Regions from separate parts of the Homo sapiens genome. Here region 2 is linked to region 1. A link is a contact called in ENCODE Hi-C or POLR2A ChIA-PET data. All regions are on one chromosome and are shown on one strand. The core of a region is the stretch at or near the end of the contact, and the rest is flanking DNA. Distances in the headings are between cores, read along the strand shown.

Evidence for each region. A loop is a pair of places that touch in the nucleus more often than their neighbours do. ChIA-PET counts read pairs that join two places held with the same protein, here RNA polymerase II (POLR2A). Pooled maps may share reads with other maps.
Region 2: a map of K562 shows a loop between it and region 1 (8-fold over the local background). The contact joins two enhancer-like sites. A Hi-C loop is called at or near these places in 7 of 168 maps with a recorded cell type or tissue (Caco-2, HepG2, K562 and 4 more) and 4 of 50 pooled maps. POLR2A ChIA-PET finds 5 or more read pairs at or near these places in 7 of 52 experiments (AG04450, CD8-positive, alpha-beta T cell, HepG2 and 3 more).

What each region holds. Positions count from the first base shown.
Region 1 is chr2:42,925,841-42,932,005 of GRCh38, reverse strand. No RefSeq gene overlaps it. Among named protein-coding and RNA genes, the nearest start is that of LINC01819, 110 kb to the left of the region's middle. RefSeq lists enhancers at 4,256-4,941, 4,942-5,627. Within about 2 kb of position 2,510, at least 15 of the 41 ENCODE cell types and tissues checked have a DNase peak (open chromatin) inside an H3K27ac peak, as active enhancers do; they include breast epithelium, where a contact is called at or near this core.
Region 2 is chr2:42,964,517-42,970,681 of GRCh38, reverse strand. All of the region lies in intron 2 of LOC112268413 (a long non-coding RNA gene), which reads right to left. Among named protein-coding and RNA genes, the nearest start is that of LINC01819, 72 kb to the left of the region's middle. Within about 2 kb of position 2,626, at least 12 of the 41 ENCODE cell types and tissues checked have a DNase peak (open chromatin) inside an H3K27ac peak, as active enhancers do; they include breast epithelium, where a contact is called at or near this core.

The DNA of each region.
Region 1 (6,165 bases), core at 1,261-3,760:
TGGGAAAGCTGACTAATCCTGTAATCCTGCCCACCAGGCAATTTTTCTGCCTGGCTTCCAAGTGGTAGTGGGAGAGAACCTGGGGCCACTATCCTGCTGAGGAATGTATTCTCTTAAAGGGGAAAAAACACCTTCGTTAGGTGTGGTTTGTTCCACAGAGCCCTGGTTTAGAAGTTGTCAGCTGTTGTCCCTTGAGGGCGGTACCTGTGCCTGGCAGCGGCCAGCCCCCGACGCAGGGGACAGGGAAGAGGCAGTGGCAGAGACAGCCTTGCCTTCTCAGTGGGCAGCAGGACCACCATGCCACCTCTCTCCCACCTCACTGCCCAGATCATAGGCTGGAGAGCAGCTGCTCAGCGCCCCCACCAGGAAGCAGGTTACAAATGCAGAATCTCAGCCTCTGCTGACCTACTGCAAAGGAACCTGGATCTTCACAGGATCCCCAGGAAGCCCTGGCCTGGATGCTGTCTGTCCCTGGGCTGGGCCCTGTGGCTGCTCTGCCAGTTGGGCAACAGGAATGAGCACAGCCCCACTCTCCGGGAGATAGATGCCAGTCTTTTCATTCAGACCACTCAGATGGGAAGTGAGGGGCATCCTCAGCTTGTCCACATGCTCAGCACGGTGGAGAACCCTGTTCCAGGCAGAGACCCTCAAGGCAGCTGTCTGGCACTGGTGCAGACACATACTCACACATGCATACTCAAGAGTATGCACACACTTCCCCTGCCCCGCAGTGACTTCCACCCACCAAGCCAGCAACACACACACAATGACAAATTAAGAGCAGAGTCCCTCCAAGTCACAAAGTCACCAAGTTTCAGGAAAGTGGTGTGCAAGCTAGATTTGTCCCTCTCCTCACATTGCCTCTGTTTGATATGATCACTTCAGAGATGTGTTCACCTGGTGGGGCAGAGCAGGAGGAGGTTGACATGAAAATATTCTTTTTTAAATCACACTCTTAATCCTGCCCAGGCGAGGTGGCTCACACCTGTAATCCTAGCACTTTGGGAGGCCGAGGAGGGCGGCTCACCTGAGGTCAGGAGTTCGAGACCAGCCTGGTCAACATGGTGAAACCCCGTCTCTACTAAAAATACAAAAAATTAGCCAGGCGTGGTGGCGGGCACCTGTAATCCCAGCTACTTGGGAGGCTGAGGCAGGAGAATGGCGTGAACCTGGGAGGTGGAGGTTGTAGTGAGCCAAGATTGCGCCACTGCACTCCAGCCTGGGCGACAGAGCAAGGCTGCGTCTCAAAAAAAAAAAAAAAAAAAAAAAAAAAAAAGGAATCCTTTCCAGGTCATGCAGACAAAAGCAGACAATAGTCTCAACAACACCACTCAGAGAGACTGGCTAAAGGGAAACCCCGCTGGTCCCTCCTGTTCTGTATTTTCAGGTGAGAGTGGGAAAGGAGAGGGGGCTCTTAGGGCAATTTTCTCGGTGCACTGTTCTAGGCCAGCTTTTTCCTGTGAGTCTCTTGAATGATCTTTAACACCTCACAGCCCATCTGCCCCCAGACCTCATGCAGCCCCTGAGCAGGACTGGACATCCAGATGGCAACAAACACATACTGTCTCTTTAAGAGACTGGCCTGAGAGTTTGTTTACCAGGAGGTTTGTTTGGGTCTCAGTGGGAGGAAAGGAAGAAGATAAAAGCAGTTGGGACACTAGAAAGAAAAAAGAAAAAGCCAGAATGCAGAGAAAGCAAAATGAGAAAAGCAAGTCCAGAGGGAGAATTTATTTTTGCAGCGAGGATTCCAGTCCCCTGGGGACTGTTTGCACAGAGCAAGCTAACCACCAAATGCGTAGGTCGGGTCAGACACAATTCCCTGAGTGGGTCCAACAGCAGCTGCCCTGGGCTGTGCTGAAGGTTCCCTGCCGAATTCAGGCAGAGCCACCATTGGGTGGAGGCAGCTGGCACTAGAGGCTTCCTCCTGTCTTCCCCACAAGGAGGGGGTTGGACTGATGTTGGAAGGAAGACAAGGTGAGGGGCAGCCTATGGGAGCCCAGTGACAAATCTGGCTTATAGGAAGTGTGGGACAAAAGCTCTCAGCCTGGGCTCAGGGTAGGGGCTTCAGGGCACCCAGGAATCCTGCAATTGTTTGCCCTTTCATGGGGTGGGCCCTTGTGCACACAGATCAGTAGGATTCCTGGGAGGGAATCCACTGCTCTCACAGCTTCACAAAGGGTGTCTGGGACTAGCAGGAAGAGTCCGGTTGAGGCTGGGCCTGAATCAAGCCCCCTGAGTGTAAGGTGGGCCACTGGGACCCTGTGTTTTAGGTGTGCTGGTGAATGTTTCTCCGAAAGCTGGGAGCCATTGTGGGTGACCAGGCAGAGAAGTGACACAAGGAGAGCTGTCACTCCAGAGGCCATGACTCGAGAGGCAAGGCCAGGAAAGAGAGAGGTTTCGGGGTGGCTTTGCTACACACAGTCCAGAGCCCAAAGAGGGTGCTGTTGACACTGGGTGAGCTTGCAGTACAGAGAGCCCCAAAGGCTTTTCTCTAATCTCTGTTGAGGCTGTTCTTGGTACCAAGCAAGCCCGTCCAAACAGGCCAGACACAGCGCACACATGTGCTCACACGCATCCGTATACACGTGTGTACACACACCGCATTCCTTTTCCCTCCCCAGCCCACTCTGGAGAGCAGGGTCCACTGCAGAGCTGGACCTGTCCATACTGGCTTTTTGAGGCTGTATCTCTGCCGGGAGGACAGTGGAGGGCAGCAGGTCATGCTGAGGACACTGTCTAGCTTGACCTGGGGCAGGCAGAGGCAAACCAGGCCCTTCTCAGGCGACAGCTGGGCCCCAGTGTTTTTGGAGCTGGTTCCCGGGATATTCTTTTATGTCATATTCTGAGGATTTGAGGAACAGCCTGTAAAGGGGATTAGCCTATCCATGCTGCTCCAAGCTCCAGCAGCACAGGCTCCAGAGCATCCCCTATAGGTGGGATGTAGGAGGAGAGCAGCCTGGGACAGCGATCAGGGACTCCCAGATTGCTGGACTGGGTATTAACATCTCTGTCGGCCTTCACACCTCCCACTCCTCTGGAGTAAGGTACCTCTGTCCCTACCTACTTAGGGAAAAATTGCAATCTGTGAGATCAAGCCCCATGCACCAGGAAACTGGCTGATTATACTTGCCTCAAAAACTCAAAGTGAATTACAGCAGCCTGTATGCAAGTTTGCTTTCTCCTGGGGGAGCCAAGGACAGTTTTTAGACTTTGCACTTCTTAGGGACTGGGCCACACACCCCAAGAGCGCCCCCTTTGGCACTGAGCAAGTACTTATATGTCAAGCACACAGGCTTGTGCGAAACAGCAATGTAATATATGGTTGTTACGGACTGCATCCAAGACTCTGACCGGTTCTTCCTTTTTGAGGTCTCCATCCCAGCCAGGTCTGAGGGAAGAGTGGAGCTATCAGAGGCAGACAGGGACCTTTGGGTGGTTTCCCACCCAAAGGAGGAGAGGAAGAAGGTACAACAGTAAAACATTGATTGGTCAAATCAAAATCCCAACGGTCCCAGAAACCTCTCAACAGGGCCTAGCAGGGATTGAACCAAAGTGTCCATTTGCTTAAAACTGCCCGAGGTTCCCAGCTTTCAGGGTGCCCCCGTCAAGCCTCCGCTTACTAAATAAACCAGCCTTTGTGTGTGTGTGTCCAGGACAAGCAGAATGGGCTGGGGGAGGGGAGGAGGATCCGTTTGTCAAAATAGACCTCCTGAATGCTTTTAAGGGCCTGCAGTTGGATGAGTAAATATTTTCCCTTTCAGATGAAAGGTGCAATCATCGCCGTTTTTTAATTACTTTAATTAGAAAAGATTGCCTTAATCTTTTACTTATCTGTACTATTGTGGGAACTGCCAGAAAATGAAGTGCAGGGAAAACAGGTGGAGTTTGACCTTTGCTCTAAGCATCTTGAATTTCTTCTAGGCTGGTAATTAAGAAGAATCAGGGGAAGTTCCTTGCAGAATCTAGGAAACGCAAACACACACAGAATCATAGCTACAAGGGCACTCTCCCTTGTACTCCCACTCTCTCACACATGCACACACACACACACACACACACACTCTCATGCACATGTGTGCACATGAGTGGAAGGAAAACTAGACCCGGATATGGCAAACCAAAAAGTTCCAACTTTGAGGGCTGTGTTCCTGCTCCCAGCCCTGAGAGGTGGCTTAATGAGTTTCCCAGGATGGCCTAAAATGATTAATTAAGCAGACAGCTCCCCACCCCCTCCCCAAACAACGGAAACCAAGTAACGGTCTGTTTAGGGAGGGAACAGCAGGCCCCCCCTCAACACACACACACTCCAGGGGCGGTTGGGGACATGGTGTAAGAGCCAGGAGCCCCAGATAAGGGACGATAGCAACGGCCTGTAACGGCCATCAAGGCTCACCCTGGCTGGCAGGGCTGGGCCTAGGGAATGGCCTCCCTCTGCTCCTGGCCTCTGGCCTCCCTGTGTCTGGGCAGTGCCCACAGTCAAGGGGACCCTTGGCAAAACGGTGACGCAGGCATCATTGTCTCTGGCCTCCCTACCTCTCCAGGCACCCTACTTGTTCCCATTTCTACTATGCACCATTTCTGGGCTCATTGTTGAACACTGGGAGGGATTCTGGAGGCTGCTTGAGTGTCCAGGCCCACAGACATGGGCCACAAACATCAGGGAAAGAGGAAAAGCGAGTAGACAGGGACCCTCTGGGGCTTCCAAAATCACCCGTGTTGGGGCACCTGCTCTGTCTTTCCAGCTGTCAGGGCTCCCAGAGCCCAGCAGTGAACAGTCACTATTAAACAAACAGGTTCTGAGCTCAGGCTTTCAGTGCTGACGCTGCAATGGTGAGCAGTGCTAGAAAACCGGGGCACAGGTCCCCGCCTGGGGATCCAGATTGGCTCTGAGGGAGTCCTGGAGTCCGGGCAATTCTTGTGCACAAGCAGGGCTGGTGCTTTGGGAGCTTCCTCCCAGGGCGTCTGTTTTTCAGGGACACCTCTGTTTTCTGCATCTGTAACCTGGACCAGCTGCTCCCTGAACAGCCATAGACGTTTCCCTCAGAAGGTGCCCCGAGGATTCCACTGGGTGCTGAATACGGGTCCTCTTCCACAGACAAGGGCACGCCTTCCTTCCAAGTCAGTCATGTCCGCTGGAGACAGACAAGGACAGGGACACAGCTGGGGTTTTGGCGGCTGTCCTGGGCCTTGTAAACAGGCCTGGTGAAGGGCACAGGGGCTCCGAAGCAGGCCCAGGCCCAGCCAGCCTGGAGGGGTGGGAGGAGGTGAAGGTGGGAGCGGGCGGGAGGGGCAGCCAACAGTGTTTGCCTTTCTAAAGCGCTCCAGGTGCTTGAGCTGGATTTCCAGCCTGGTGTTTACAGCCTCTGCAGCCACGCCACGGTCACGTCCTCCGCCTGTACACGTGCCTCTCTCAACAGGTGCCCGTCTGTGTGCGTGTGTTCCACCTGTGTGTCTGATCACACCTGTGGGTGTGGATCTCTCCGTGTCTGTGCCTGGCCCTCTGAGAAAAATGACTCCGGCCTCCACTTTGTGTGAGCCTTTCCACCTCAAAACATTTGCTAAAATAAACCTGCTGAAAAAGCTTTAACGACGATTTTTTTTTCGTCCCTGCCATGGGCACTAACACCAGCAGGTCTCCATGGTCAATTTAGGAAGCTTGGGAAAACATTGCTTGTAATTAAAAGTCTAGAAGGGCCTCAATTAAGGCAGTGTTTGCCCTGCCGGGCCCGTTCCCAAATCCTACTCGGCAGCATTCCTCTCTTGGCTGGAAAAGGCCTTTGATTTGAACCAAATGTTCAGCAGCCACACTGGACCGGGCCTTGGCACTGCTGCACTGCTAGCTGCTCAGGGCACAGGCTGGCCTCTGCCCCAAAGCCTGCAACGGGAGACTTTGGGCTTTGTCTCCACCTCCTGACTTCCCAGCCCCTCTGTGATCCTGAGCCCCGACTTCTGGAGGGGCAGACCTCCCTGAGAGATGCAGGTGCTGAGGCCAGCCCAGCACCCCTCACCGCTCAGGGTGGTAGAGCTCACACTAAGAATTAAAGGCCACAGGTCAGGCCTCACCAAGGATGAAGCAGCAACAGTCAGTGCTGCAAGAAGGTGGGATTCAGGGTACAGCAAGCGACACCCCAGTACCCCTTCTTACTCCACAGAGGCCACCTCCAT
Region 2 (6,165 bases), core at 1,377-3,876, 39 kb before region 1:
CTGCAATCTCCACCTCCCGGGTTCAAGTGATTATCCTGCCTCAGCCTCCTGAGTATCTGGGACTACAGGTGTACGCCACCACGCCCGGCTAATTTTTGTATTTCTAGTAGAAATGGGTTTCACCGTGTTAGCCAGGATGGTCTTGAATTCCTGACCTTGTGATCTGCCCACCTTGGCCTCCCTAAGTGCTGGGATTATAGGCATGAGCCACTGCGCCCAGCTGGACTTCTATAGCTTCTACTGCCTCCTGTCCCTGCAGGCTCTTAGATGGGTATCTGGGCTCAGTCTCCTTTGCTGAGCGCCAGACACCTTGGTCAGCTGCTCCAGGACTCTGTCTGATTTCCCAAAGGCATCTCCAATGCAGCCATCCCAAACTGACTCATCCTCTTCCCCAGGACAGAGACAGGCCTCTCTCCATCAATCCCTCATCCTCTGGCCCTCTATTCTAACTACCCCTCCCTCTCTCTAACACTGCGATGGGCAGGGGCTTATCTTCTTCTTCCCACCTGGTCCTCCTGTTTCTACCTGCCTCCAACCCCCTCACGGCAACAGGGGGACTTATCTTGATTGGAAAGTGGGTCTCATGGATTTGCAGCCTCACGTTGAAAAACCTGTCACCAACTCCCCAGCGCCCACAGGATCACACCCTTGGGCAGAGCAGTAAGCCCCATCCTTCCCTGGCCTGGCCCAAGTGCCCCGCACCCAGCTGCAGCCGAGGTGAGCATTGCAGGGTTCCCCTCCTGGGCCTGGCACCCTCTGGCTTCGGCCCCTGTCACACACAGGGTTGGAATGCTGTAGCTCCTTGCAGTCCTGCTGAACTCATTTTTCAAGATCCTGCTTGAGTCACCTCCCTAGGGAAAGCATCCTTAGTCAGAGTTTATCATTCCCTTCTCCAAGTTACCCTGGAACCATATTCAAGTTTCTCCCAAGGCAATTCTCCCATCCTCTGCCTGGCTGCAGCACCCTCACCTCTGGTCTGGACTGTCAAAGTCGCCTCCTGACTGCCCCTTGCCCTTGCCCCCTGCCCCTTCCAGTCGGCTGTGGACCCAACAGCCCAAATGGTCCTTTGAAAATGCCAGTCAATACACATCTCTCTGCTCACAACCCTCCAGCACCTCCCATTTCACTCACGGTCAAAGCTAAAACTGCACAGTGGCCTCCGACTCCTCCCTCTCTGGTCCCCCTTCCCTTTGGACCTTCACTTCTACCCTCCATTCTCTCTCCACCCCAGCTTGCACCAGCCTCCTTGAAGCCCTGAACACTGCAGGCCCCTCCTCTCTCTGGGCCTTGGCACGTCCCCAGACACCATGCTCATCTCCCTCGCCAGGGACTGTCTTTGCTGCAGTCTTGCCTTCTCAGGGAAGCCCACCCTCCCTGCCCTGGACACCACTGCAACCAGCCCCTACTTCCTGGCCCTCCTCCCCCTGCCCCACTTTTCTTTCTTTCCATAGCATGCGTCACCTTCTAAACATATTATTTAACCAATTTTTAATTTTTTTTATACTCCATCTCCCTTGCAAAAAGTGTCAGCTTCACTAGGGCAGGGTCTTTACCTATTCTGTTCACCGGTGGCTCCTATGAGCCTAGCAGGGTGCTGGTACACAGTGTGCACTTAATGTTCAAGCAATCGATCCATCCACTAAAGCTGTTCATTGGTTTTTGTGGGGGCTCCCTCGGCAGTTGGGGAGGTCCTGGAGACTGAGTTCATGCTCAGTCACCTCTGGATCCTCAGGGCTTAGCCACTGCCTTGGCCACAGTGGGTATGCAAGAACCATCTATTGAATAAATAAATGAATGGGGCCTGCTCCATTGGTCAAGGGAGAGACTTATGGGCTGTGCAGATCAGAGGATCCCTCTGCCAAGTGATATTATTGCCAGATTGTTCCTGGACTCCTCACCTGTGCCAGGACCTCACTCTCTCCAGAATCCTGCCTCACCCCTTTCCCCTTGGGTCCAGTTCCCTCTGCCAGTTTGGAAGTGGTTGATATTCATCTCCACTCCAGAGAGGCTGCCTGAATACTGCATAAAACTTGATGGTTTCCGAGAGAAGCATGAACTGTGAGCAGGATCAATCCCTCACCCCAAAGATTTGAAGCAAAGTGGTGCAACCTGACTGCAAAAGGTGTTCTGGTGGCCTGGGCATAGGCATCAAGCCAGCCCTGGGCAGGGAAGCTGCTGGTAACCCCAATAGAAGGTGTCTTGCCCTTCCTAGGTGTCTTTCTAAAGACAGGGACTTGGTGCAGGGGCTCAAACAACCCTACACACAGAGCTGGAGCGAGAAGCCACAGTGGCCCGGGGCCTCGCTCACCCCATCGCCTTCCATTTCACCCTCTCCTCGAGGCGCTCGGGCGCTATCAGGAGGTGATCAGGGCGGGACTGAGCTCCCCAGGCCCAGGCTGGATCCCATTGTAGGCTTTGGGGGTTTCAGGCTGTTTTTGGAACCTCGGTCATGTGTCCTCCCATGTAACCTGAGCCCCCTGACACGGCATGAGTCTGCACTCCAGCTCTGAGCCACATCTGCTTCTCATTTCCGCCCCAGGAAAACGGCCCAATTTCCAGGAGCCACTGGCCTAAGCCAAGCCTCCAGCCTCTCAGCAGCCAACTCCACCCAGCCCAGCTCCATTACCGAGGTGGGTGTTAGGGGTTGGGGGCTGAGACAGCATTAGTGGCAATGGGGTGTGTAGTGGAGCTGGACTGGGGCCAGGAGGTCTGAGTTCTTGGGCTGGCTCTGTCAATACCTTGCTTTGTTGTCCATGGGGAAGTCTCTTAACCTCTCTGAGGCTTGACTTTCTCATCCATGAAATGTGTTACTCTACTGATGGAGGTACTATCAGGATTTGGGGACCAAGGTGGCTCCTTGGGGATAAAAACAACATAATTTTCCCAAAAACAGAACTTAGAGGAGTATAGCTGCTGGAGCTGGCCTATGTCAGGAAGAGGCCAGAAGCCAGAGCCACTTTCCCACCTGAGCAATGGGTCAGGCCCACCCCTGGGGTAGTTTGGTAGAGTTTGAGCCTAAGTCTTTGGGGTAGAAAAGTCTAACCCCAATTCTAAGCCCTTCACCTACCAGCATTTATTCAGGCCCTAGTATGTGTCAGGCCCTGGGCAGGGGTGGGGAGACCAAAGTGATAAACACAACTTAAACTCCTCAGGGTGGAGAGGAGCCCACAGGTAAATAAATAAACACAGCCCAGCCCAGTATTGGGAGGTCACGTGGACGAGGTGCGGTCAGGGGGCAGAAGTAACACTTTCTATTTATATTCTTTTAGTGGAGACCCTTAATTTTTAAGACATTCTTTTTCTTTTTCTTTTTTTTTTTAAGAGATGGGGTCTTGCTATGTTGCCCAAGCTGGTCTCAAACTCTTAGCCTTGAGCAATTCTCCTGCCTCTCCCTCCTCACACCTGGGATTACAGGTGTGAGTCCACTGTGCCTGGCCAAGACATTCTTAAGTTGATATTTTTTTTCTGTTTACAGCAAACTTCATCCTCCTTCTAAGAAAGACAAGGTCTTTAGCACCCTCCCTCCAGGTATCTTCTCCTATTCTCCACATTTTTTTTTTTTTTTTTTTTTTGAGACTGAGTCTTGCTCTGTCACCCAGGCTGGAGTGCAGTGGCACAATCTTGGCTCACTGCAACCTCCGCCTCCCAGGTTCAAAAGATTCTCATGCCTCAGCCTCCTGAGTAGCTGGGACTACAGGTGTGCACCATCATGCCCAGCTAATTTTTGTATCTTTAGTAGAGACAGGGTTTCACCATGTTGGCCAGGCTGGTCTCGAATTCCTGACCTCAAGTGATTGGCCCACCTCGGCCTCCCAAAGTGTCGGGATTACAGGCATGAGCCACAATGCCCAGCCCCATTCTCCACATTTCTATTTTTTTTTTCTTTTTTAAGGCACAGAGTTTCACTCTTGTTGCCCAGGCCTGAGTGCAATGGTGCGATCTTGGCTCACCGCAACCTCCGCCTACTGGGTTCAAGCGATTCTCCTGCCTCAGCCTCCTGAGTAGCTGGGATTACAGGCATGTGCCACCACGTCCAGCTAATTTTGTATTTTTAGTAGAGATGGGGTTTCTCCATGTTGGTCAGGCTGGTCTTGAACTCCTGACCTCAGGTGATCCGTCCACCTTGGCCTCCCAAAGTGCTGGGATTACAGGTGCGAGCCACCGCACCTGGCCGCAATCCTCCACATTTCTAAATCCCAAATCAATTCCCCCTTATAGAAGCTCATCAGTGACTCCCCCCCCCACCCCCCCCCGCCACATGGCAGGACCCCAAACCTTGTATGCCACCCCTGCTGCCCTGGGTCCTGCACCAGCCATGACCTACTATGCTACCTGCTTCCTCGTAATAGGGCAGGGCCCTGGGTTGAAGGAGCTGCGGGGGCTGATAAGGGTGAAGAAGAGGGCGGCCACATGGGAGGCTGCCCCTTAGCTTTGCCCCCTGCCTACAGGTTGAACAGCAGGACATAAGCAGCACACTGTACAGCTCCCCAGGGTCCTCCCCCTTCCAACATGTCCCTGACAGCACTAAACCATGACCCTGTAACACAGGTACTATCTTTGTTCCCATTTTACAGATGAGAAACCCGAGGCTCAGAGAGGCCCTGTAATTTGCTCAAGAACAAGAAACCACTACATCTGAGATCTTATCCTTCTGACCCCTCGATCCGGGTCTTTGCACAGGCATGGCACCACTCTTGAGTACCCAAGTTAAAATTCCAGCTCTATCCTTTAGGAATTTGACCTTGGCCAAGTTCTCAAAGTCTCCTGTGCCTTACTTTAAAAAATACGTTTCTTTAATAAATGCACCTCAATAAAGTTATTGAGGGATAATTTACATACAACAAATGCACAGATTTTATGTGCCCAGCTTGATGAATTTTGACAAATGGATACCCCCATGTAATAACCACACAGTCAAGACGTGGAACATTGTTCTTACCCCAGAAAGCCCTTCCTTCCGTGCAAACAAAAGGAAGCAAACAAAACTATCTGCCTCATAGTGTTAGGAAAATCGAATGAGATAATACAGGTGAGATCCTTAGCAAGGCGCCTGGCACGCAGGAAACGCTGGATAAATGCATTGCTATCATTCCCTGGCTGTCCCCCTCCTTGACTGGGGCAGGGATCAGGGCATATGCTGAACCATCTCCCTTCTCCAGCCTAAGGCCATTTAGCCAGACTAGAAGAAGACTCGGGGGGATGGAATATGTGTCTTGGAGGAGACTTGGAACCATTTTCGTAAGTCTCCAGAAGCCATGATGGGGCTGGGGGTGGAGGAATTGGCCAGCTTTTGCCTATGTCTGGCCCAAAGATAGGGTTTTGCAATCATAGCTCACTGAAACCTCAAACTCCTGGGCTCAAGCTGTCCTGTCTCAGCCTTTTGATTAGCTGGGACTACAGGTATATATGCCGCCATGCCATGCTAATTTTTAAATTTTTTGTAGAGACGGAGTCTTGCTATGCTTCCCAGGCTGGCCTCAAACTCCTGGCCTCAAGTGATCCTCCCGCCTTAGCCTCCCAAAGTAAGCCTGGCCATCCTCTGTTCTTTTGAGACTCAAAGGATGAAGGCGCTCATGGCAGGGCCAGCTTCACAGGTTGGTGACCAAGGCAGCTGCACAGGGCCTTGCTGTCAGAAAGTCCCCACAACTTGGATTAATGCTCCCATGTTATGTGAAATCCTTAATAATTTTTGAACAAGGGATCTTGCATTTTCATTTTGCACTGGGCCCTGTAAATTATGCAGCTGGTGGTGATGGTGGGGAGGGTGGAGCAAGCTGGCTGGTTTCCTCCCTAGAAAAGCCAGTGCTATTGCCCTCCCCACTTCCACTCACTGACTACACACAGCTACACATGCTCATTCACCTCCATGGTCCCCTCTCTGTCCCTCTCCACAGTGGGGCATCTAGGAGAATCTGGGTCACTCAGGGCCCTCCGCTGCCAGGAGACACCAACAGAACCTGGAAGCCTGCTTGGCCTGGAAACCCCCTTGGGAACAGCTCCTGCTCACAGGGCCTGCTGGGCAGGCCACCCGAATTCCCATCCTCTGACACTCCTCTCCAGCCGCCTCCACCCAGCTCTGCAGCTCAAGTGCAAAACCACAGCTGGGTGCCAGCCAAGGGGTCTTGGGTTTCATCACATTCAACTTCCCACACCTCGGCCAGAGGC